Regions from separate parts of the Homo sapiens genome. Here region 1 is linked to region 2. A link is an interaction called in ENCODE POLR2A ChIA-PET data of the cell type or tissue named here. Cell type or tissue: PC-9. All regions are shown on one strand. Links, peaks and the distances in the headings refer to the core of each region. The heading gives the core; the rest is flanking DNA.

The links. ChIA-PET counts read pairs that join two places held together with the same protein. Peaks named below come from ENCODE experiments on the same cell type or tissue, not always from the same donor. Only the 100,000 strongest peaks of a DNase experiment are listed, where the experiment ranks them.
Region 1: POLR2A ChIA-PET joins it to region 2 with 6 read pairs; 2 of 35 experiments call an interaction of 5 or more read pairs at or near these places.

What each region holds. Positions count from the first base shown.
Region 1 is chr7:138,185,298-138,189,693 of GRCh38, forward strand. LOC124900243 (small nucleolar RNA SNORA51) reads right to left here and starts at 2,832; the gene lies at 2,701-2,832. In PC-9, for the core only: no CTCF peak of the experiment used is centred there; a DNase peak (open chromatin) is centred at 1,824.
Region 2 is chr7:138,087,855-138,092,250 of GRCh38, forward strand. It overlaps AKR1D1 (aldo-keto reductase family 1 member D1), which reads left to right. Exons shown (of 9, transcript NM_005989.4): 2 at 747-914; 3 at 3,914-4,030. It also overlaps the pseudogene RN7SKP223. Among named protein-coding and RNA genes, the nearest start is that of AKR1D1, 14 kb to the left of the region's middle. In PC-9, for the core only: no CTCF peak of the experiment used is centred there; a DNase peak (open chromatin) is centred at 1,667; H3K4me3 peaks cover 838 bases; H3K27ac peaks cover 2,895 bases.

The DNA of each region.
Region 1 (4,396 bases), core at 197-4,196, 97 kb after region 2:
CCTTCCTCACCTGTTGCTAGCTTTTGATAGTTTATTGTTTGGTTTTGTTTTTGTTGTTGTTGTTGTTGTTTGAGACAGGGTCATGCTCTGTCACCCAGGCTGGAGTGCAGTGGTGCAGTCACGGCTCACTGCAGCCTCAACCTGGGCTCAAGCGATCCTCCCACCTCAGCCTCTCAAGTAGCTAGGACTGCAGGCGTGTGCCGCCTCGTCCAGTTAGTTTGTTTTTATTTTTTAAAGAGACATGGTCTCACTGTGTTGTCCTGGCTGTTCTCCAACTCTTGACCTCAAGCTAACCTCTTACCTTGGCCTCCTGAAGTGCTGGGATTACAGGCATGAGCCACTGCGCCCAGCCTGGGTAGTTCCTTGTTTGTTGTTCCTTAACTCGTAGACACATCACCCCAAGCCTCCATCATCACGTGACGTTTTCTCCACGTCTAAATTTCCTTCTTTTTATAAGAACACCAGTCATTGGAATAGAGTCCACTCTTCTCCAGTACAACCTCATTTTATCTTCATCACATCTGCAAAGATCCTATTTCCAAATAAGATCACATTCATAGGTACCAGAGGTTAGGACTTCGACATATCTCTTTCAGGGACATTCAAATCACACACCTTCCCAGCTAGTCATTTTGTTTATTCTAATATTTTTTTTATTCTCTTTCCCTCCAGACTTCACCTTGGCCTTCCTTCTGTGAAGCCAAAATAGGCTTTTCTGAGTAATACAACTGATTCAGGGAATAACTATTCTGAATATACCCCAACCCAGACCCATCTGTCCCAGGAAAATTGTATACCCTGTTATCCTAATCTACCTTCTCCAAGTAGGAAACCCCACAATATTTAGTAGTTGCCTATTAAATTTGATATCCAGTAATCTAGGATTACAGATGGATGGAGACATGGATGCAGTGGCTCACACCTGTAATCCAGCACTTTGGGAGGCCAAGGTGGGTGGATCACCTGAGGTCAAAAGTTTGAGACCAGCCTGATCAATATGGTGAAACCCCGTCTCTACTAAAAATACAAAAATTAGCTGGGTGTGGTAGCATGTGCCTGTAGTCCCAGATAATTGGGAGGCTGAGACAGGAGAATTGCTTGAACCCGGGAGGCGGAGGTTGCAGTGAGCCAAGATCATGCCACTGCAGTCCAGCCTGGGTGACAGAGCGAGACTCAGTCTCAAAAAAATTAATTAATTTTAAAAATTTGATATCCAAATGATATAATGATGTCAGGACAAAAATGAACAGAAGAAATAATGGTGTGTTTCAAAGAGTACAGGGTTTGAAATCAGAAAACCTGAGTTGCAATTCCAGTGCTGATACTTAAAACAGAACCAATCTAGTTCTTCTAAATGCTAGTGCAATATTCTTTTCATCATCGTAAGGCTAAAGGCTCCACCTGTGACCCAAATTCAATTCCCATACCAAGAATGGTCCTAGATTGCACCGAATGCTGCACCTAAATTCAAATGGAAATGCCCAAGGAGAAGGAAAAGAAGAGAATAAAGAGGAGGAAAGGAGGAGCAAAAGAAGGAGGAGAAGGAAAAGGAGAAAGATGGGAGGAAATTGCAAAATACAATTTCCAGAAATCTCTTTTAACAATTTTTAAGCAGATACACAGACAAAAAGTCCCAAAAGGAAACTGTCTCTTGGAGCTTCCCTACAGATGAATGGAAAGAAGTCACTGGCAGTTACCAGCGTGTATTTCATGCTATTTTCGTTAGTGGGTGAGTCATCCATGCCGGGTAGTGAATTTCCCAGGCTTTCAAATTTAAATAGGCGTATATAGTGCAAGGCATTCATTTTACCATAGAGTGTTTTCTCCTGTTGGTCATAAAAGGAATCCATTGTGTTATGATTAGGTCATGCTTGACCCACCTCAGGAATGTTTTCAGAGTGACAGAACATTTCTTTCTCAGAGATGTCTCCAAGGTTCAAGGAAGTCTGATCGGCATACTTACAAAGGCCTTGTGATCCTAATAGGGTCTAAGACAAGTCCTCCCCTTCTTTTGTGGGCGGGCTGTTATTGTTAATCCAGCTGCACTGGGTAATGACGCCCACCTTTTCATTCTAAACATAGAATAAGAGAGTAATTAACAGAGCCTAATCACACCAAAAGAAAATCCTGCTTTTTAAAAAAATCTTGCTTCAGAATAATTTAATTGTGCTTCACATGTTTTGAACAACAATTTTAGACAAGAATTTAACTTACTACATGTCATTTTTCCTCCATCTGTCATAATTACTCAATAAATACATCGGCTTCAAAAATTGCATCTAAAATTATTCATGCAAGTGGTGTATTTTCTGATCAAACCACTGCAGGCGGTGAGTGGTGCCATCAATCATTTTTTTCTTTCTTTCTTTTTTTTTTTTTTTTTTGAGACAGAGTCTTGCTCTGTCGCCCAGGTTGGAGTGCAGTGGCACGATCTCGGCTCACTGCAACCTCTGCCTCCCAGGTTCAAGTGATTCTCCTGCCTCAGCCTTCCAAAGAGCTGGGATTACAGGCACGTGCCACCACACCCAGCTAATATTTTCATATTTTTAGTAGAGACAGGGTTTCACCATGTTGGCCAGGCTGGTCTTGAACTCCTGACCTCAGGTGATCCATCCACCTCAGCCTCCCAAAGTGCTGGGATTACAGGCATGAGCCATCATGCTCGGCCTTTCTTTTTTTTTTTTTTTTTTTAATCCCCCTCCATGTCCACCCATTGACAATACAGAGGAGTTGCAGGGCCTGGGTTGAGGTGTATATGGCATAGGTTAATTCAGCCTACTCTTTCTATTTGGTTAGGGTAAGAACACATCCTGTGCTGAGCACCAGGAGGCTAACACCACAAATCTTTGAGGCTGAAACTTACAAGATTTCAGCTTCTGAAACAACCAATCCAGGCCCAAACTGACACTGAGCTAAGGATTCAGTGCCTACCAGTTACAGTTTGAATTTGTCACTCATATTTGACAGGTAATTATTTCTCCTCAGAAATAATAATTTTTTTACTTAAAAGGACCTCAGGTGAGAGACTGGGGATAAGAGAAAAGGGCAATTAGGTTATTGCTTAGCAGTTGTTACTGAATGTTAGAAATAAGAGCTCGGAGTCATAAAGAAAACCAGCACTCGAACAAAAGATTTCTCAGTAAGGCAAATTTACTTCTGCAGAAGGTGCTGCTCACACTCCTGGCCATGGCAATAGCACACAGAGTGGGGTAGGGCAGTGGTTTTTATCCCTAACGCAGCAGCTCCTGTAGCTGTGTCCTTTCCCCATTGGCTGGAGTCCGACTACACAATCTAAGGTGACTTGATTGGCTACTGTTTAAAATTGAATAGGGCTAACTTGGTGGGAAGGGAGAGGCTGTTTGTTACAGTACAAGGCATGTCCGGGCGTGTTAGGGAGCAGCAAAGGCTGGAGGGGTAGTTTTGGCAGGAAGGGCAATTGCAGAGCACATAAGAAATAGATGTGAGTTACAGATTAAGGCTGGCGGGAAGGTTATTTACTGTAACTAGGGGCAAGAAGAAGTATAAAGAACGAGGAAGTTAGGCTTGAAAATAGAGAACAAAGAATAGGCCGGGCGCTGTGGCTCACACCTGTAATCTCAGCACTTTGGGAGGCCGAGGCGGGCGGATCATGAGGTCAGGAGATCGAGACCATCCTGGCTAACACGGTGAAACCCCGTCTCTACTAAAAATACAAAAACATTAGCTGGGAGTGGTGGCGGGCACCTGTATTCCCAGCTACTTGGGAGGCTGAGGCAGGAGAATGGCATGAACCCAGGAAGCGGAGCTTGCAATGAGCCGAGATCATGTCACCGCACTCCAGCCTAGGTGACAGAGTGACAGAGTAAGACTCTGTCTCAAAAAAAAAAAAAAGAAAAAAAGAAAACAGAGAACAAAGAACAAGGAAGCTGAACAAGCCAACTCAACTCTTTGAAGAGGAACTTACTGCACCTAACACTGAATAAGATTAACTGTGGCTTCTTTCCATTTAAGTATCAAATTACAAAAATGGAAATCTTTCTGGAAACTCATAAACCTTAACTTTAAGGAAGATTTAGTTTTAACAATATCAATTCATTTTTGTTTTTGTTTTTGTTGTTGTTTGTTTTTTTGTGACAGGGTATCACTCTGCTGCCCAGCTCACTGCAACTTCCACATCCAGAGCTCAAGCCATCCTACCACCTCAGCCTCCTGAGTAGCTGGGACTACAGGCACACACCACCATGCCCAGCTGATTTTTATATTTTTTTTGGTACAGATGAGGTTTCACCACGTTGCCCAGGCTTGAACCCCTAAGCTCAAGTGATCCGCCTGCCTGGGCCTCTTAAAGTTCTGGGATTACAAGCATGAACCACTGCACCCAGCCAATTCATATATTTTAATGTTTCCTTTTTTTTTT
Region 2 (4,396 bases), core at 143-4,142:
TCCATACTATGTGTTGTCATCAATGCTACATTTCTTTTCTTTTTTTTTTTTTTTGAGACAGGGTCTGTCTATGTTGCCCAGTCTGGAGTACAGTGGCATGATCATGACTCACTGCAGCCTTCAACTCCCAGGCTCAAGCAATCCCCCTACCTTACCCTCCCAAGTAACTGGGACCACAGGCGCATGCCACCACATCCAGCTAATTACTTTACTTTTTGTACAGATGGGGTCTCCCTATGTTGCCCAGGCTGGTCTCAAACTCCTGGCCTCAAGCAATCCTCCTGCCTCAGCCTCCCAAAGTCCTGGGATTACAGGTGTGAGCCACCACACCAGGCCCACTTCATTCCTTTTTATTACTGAGGAGTATTCCATTCTGTGGATACATCTCAATTTGTTTACCCAACCTTTTGATTTATAATTTAGCCTTCTTCAATCAGCTTGTGCCCTCCTGTAAAAAGGCTTCCATGAATTCTCTTGTCACAGGAAATATTGATCAAATCACATTTTTGATGCCACGAAGCTGAGGGCAGACCTGGGACAGATGGTGTCTCCCACTGAGGGAGCGGAGGCCCCTGGGAGGTCAGTTTCTCCTGCTGCTGAACACCATCTTCCAATCACAACAGCAAGGAATTGGGAATGTGTCATTTTAGCTGTAAAGGAATGTACATGCAAAATGTCCTGATTAATGATTATTAAAGGAAAGACCATTTCTCTTTTCCCCAAACCCAACCTCTTTGTCACTTCAGACCCCTAAGGGAGCCTGTGCAACATCGGTGAAGGTTGCTATTGACACAGGGTACCGACATATTGATGGGGCCTACATCTACCAAAATGAACACGAAGTTGGGGAGGCCATCAGGGAGAAGATAGCAGAAGGAAAGGTGCGGAGGGAAGATATCTTCTACTGTGGAAAGGTGAGATCTTGCCTTCAGCCTCCACTGGGGACAGTGAGAAGGTTTCAGTTGTTCATTTTATTATTCATCTTCCGTGTGTGTGTGTGTGTAATTGCACTCATGAGTAGGCAGTACTTAATAACAGTTTGGGTTTGTTTGTTTGTTTGTTTGTTTGAAAGATAAGTGTTCAAATGAGACCAAAATCATGCAAAATAGGATTTTCAACATTCTTGTATCATATTAACGAATTATTTATTAGTTTGGGAGAAGTAAGCAGAGTAGCATTTAGGGGAGAGAAAGAGGGTTTTAAAAATGTATTTGGCTGGGTGCGGTGTCTCACGCCTCTAATCCGCACTTCGGGAGGCCGAGGCAGGTGTTTTGCTTGAGCTCAGGAGTTCAAGACCAACCTGGGTAACATGGCAAAACCTTGTCTCTACAAAAAAAAATACAAAAATTAGCCAGGCATGGTAACTTGCACCTGTAGTCCCAGATACTTGGGAGGCTGAGGCAGGAGGATGGCTTGAGCCAGGGAGGTCAAAGCTGCAATGAGTCATGTTCATATCACTGCACTCCAACCTGAGTGACACAGCGAGACCCTCTCTCAAAAAAAAAAAAGCATTTGAGCAAATGTAATTAACTCAGACATGGTATTCAGATTTTGTTTAATAAAAGCAAACAAACGTAAATTAAAAAAAAAAAAAAACAAGCTCATAAGGTCACCAATCCAAAAGCCAGCTATGTAGGCTTCCTGGGCAGGCACATTATGCAAGCCTTTTGCTTAATGACTCATATTATAGGAGTCATTTCTTACTATGATAGAGGCTAAAGTTAGCATACAAGGAAAAGGTGGTCAAAACATGCTTTAAATTGTCCTTTAACTTTAATCCTTTAAATTGTCCAAAAAGTACAGTTGTGAATAGAAAGCAATATTTATACGTATACAATGTCAATATGGGCTGTATGTAATAAAGCATACTTGGGCGAAATATTGGTGTTTACTTACGTAAACAGAAACAGTGTGTGCAGCTGAGTTCATGTAATGTGCCATTGCTATTGCCTCATCAGGACTGTCTTCACTGCAGCTCAGCAGCACCTGAGAGGCAATGTGGGGGTGATTAAGAGCCTAGACTGGTGCAAGGTTGCCCAGGTCAGAGGCCCAGATCTGTCACTATTGGCTGAGTTGCCTAGCATTTCTGGACCTCAATTTTTTTTCTCTGTAAAATGGGGATAATAATGTCAACTATTTCATAAAGTTGTTATGAGTTCACATTTACAAAGCACTCACACCGAACCTGGCACAAAGCTAATACTATGTATGTTTGTTGAATAAAAGTAAATTAAAATATCATCAGCCTATGCCCAGGAATGAAAAAGAAAGTAAAATAAATATCAAACAGAATTTCCACTTAGATGGGATTGCAATAGGAACACCAAAGAGACCCAGAGTAGCAATCAAAACACACGTAACACATTTTTCCACTACTCTCTTCATGTTAAATTTTCTCTGTGTTTTTAAGGCAAGAAAAAAATCATTGTCCAACAGAGGAAAAAATCAGATATTACCAATTTTGCTTACCCTTTCTTGTGACCAAAAAAAGTATGATTCAGGCCGGGTGCAGTGGCTCAAGCCTGTAATCCCAGCACTTTGGAAGGCAGAGGAGGAAGGATCACTTGAGGTCAGAAGTTCGAGACCAGACTGGCCAACATGGTGAAACCCCATCTCTACTAAAAATACAAAAATTAGCCAGGCGTGGTAGCAGGTGCCTGTAATCCCAGCTACTTGGGAGGCTGAGGCAGCAGAATCGCTTGAACCCGGGAGGCAGAGGTTGCACTAAGCCAAGATCAAGCCACTGCGCTCCAGCCTCAGCAACACAGCAAGACCCCGTCTCAAAAAAAAAAAAAAAAGAAAAAAGAAAAGTATGATTCTAAACTTATATCCCCCCAAAAAAATCTGTGAGCAAAACTGATATTCCAAAAGATGTACTAATTTGTCCTGTGGGTATAAGCAACCTTGGCACCGTATGTCTCAGACACTTAAGGGTACACATGCTCCAGTAGGATCAACCAAACCTTGATCCTTCATTATGTAATGCCTTAGCGAAAGAGTAATTTAATTGCTCTGGGGTCTAAGTAGGACCAAATAAGAACAAAAGATCAGTGAAAGCAAATCTAAATCTATGCACTAATTTAAAATTTCACCAGGCTTTCACACCACCTGTCACAATGTGAAGGACCCAGTGAAGCCACACGCATAACCATATTCCTTGCTCATTTTATCAGAGTGGCATGACAATAAAGTATCACGCTAGGTCAGGACATCTAGAACATTGTGTAACCCTAGTTATACAATGAGGAAAAATGCAAGCACTAAGCATCAGGAAATTCACCCGGAAATGGGGAAGACTGCCATCAAATTAGGTACTCTGTGGTCAAGGAGGATCTGTAAGTCTCTTGTGGTAGATTTGCATAAAATTATGTCTGGAGATGTGAGGGTGATCTGGCTGTAACATATGTCACCCCATTAGTCACCAGGGCTAATTCAGCTGATCTGGCTGTCTAGGCAATTGTACCTCTTGAAGCTGCACTCTCAGTGGAAGAGGACGGCTTTCCCTGATGAAGGAGGAGGGTTTTTAGGTCAAGTGTATGTGAGTAGCTGCACTCCCCTACTAGAACCTCCAAACAAGCTCTCAAGCTAGGCTCTGAGTGTCAAGAGTTTTATCAGCTCATCCTATACTCAGATGACACTGCATCATAAACATATTTTTGTGAAATGAAATGTGTGAATAAAATGTGTACAAGCGGCTAGGCACGGTGGCTGATGCTTATAATCCCAGCACTTTGGGAGGCTGAAGTGGGCAGATCGCTTGAGCCCAGGAGTTAAAGACCAGCCTGGGCAACATAGTGAGACCCCCCATCTCAAAAAAAAAAAATGTGTACGAGTGTTTTACAAAGAAAAAGGGGCTGCCTTATCGTAAAAAGCGTGTAGACATTAGTTAATTCTCCCTCTTTGATTCTTTCAGCTATGGGCTACAAATCATGTCCCAGAGATGGTCCGCCCAACCCTGGAGAGGACACTCAGGGTCCTCCAGCTAGATTATGTGGATCTTTACATCATTGAAGTACCCATGGCCTTTAAGGTGAGTTCAGATGCCCAAAGGTCAGGTCTCTGCACCCTGGCAACCATGAGCCAATAGCTATGTGCATGAAGCTCTGCACCATGAGCCAATAGCTATGTGCATGAAGCTCTGCACCATGAGCCAATAGCTATGTGCATGAAGCTCTGCACCATGAGCCAATAGCTATGTGCATGAAGCTAGCGTATTACTTGGCACCACAGAATATTGTGGTGTTTTGTTACCACAGATCAGAGAGTACTGACCTAGTCTGACAAATACCCGAGAAGATTATGTTAGCAGACTCAGGCTTGGTTTCCAAGTTTCTTGATTTTTTAATTCAATGCAATTTCTATTATACCATGTTTTTACAACTATAGTTTAAGCTCT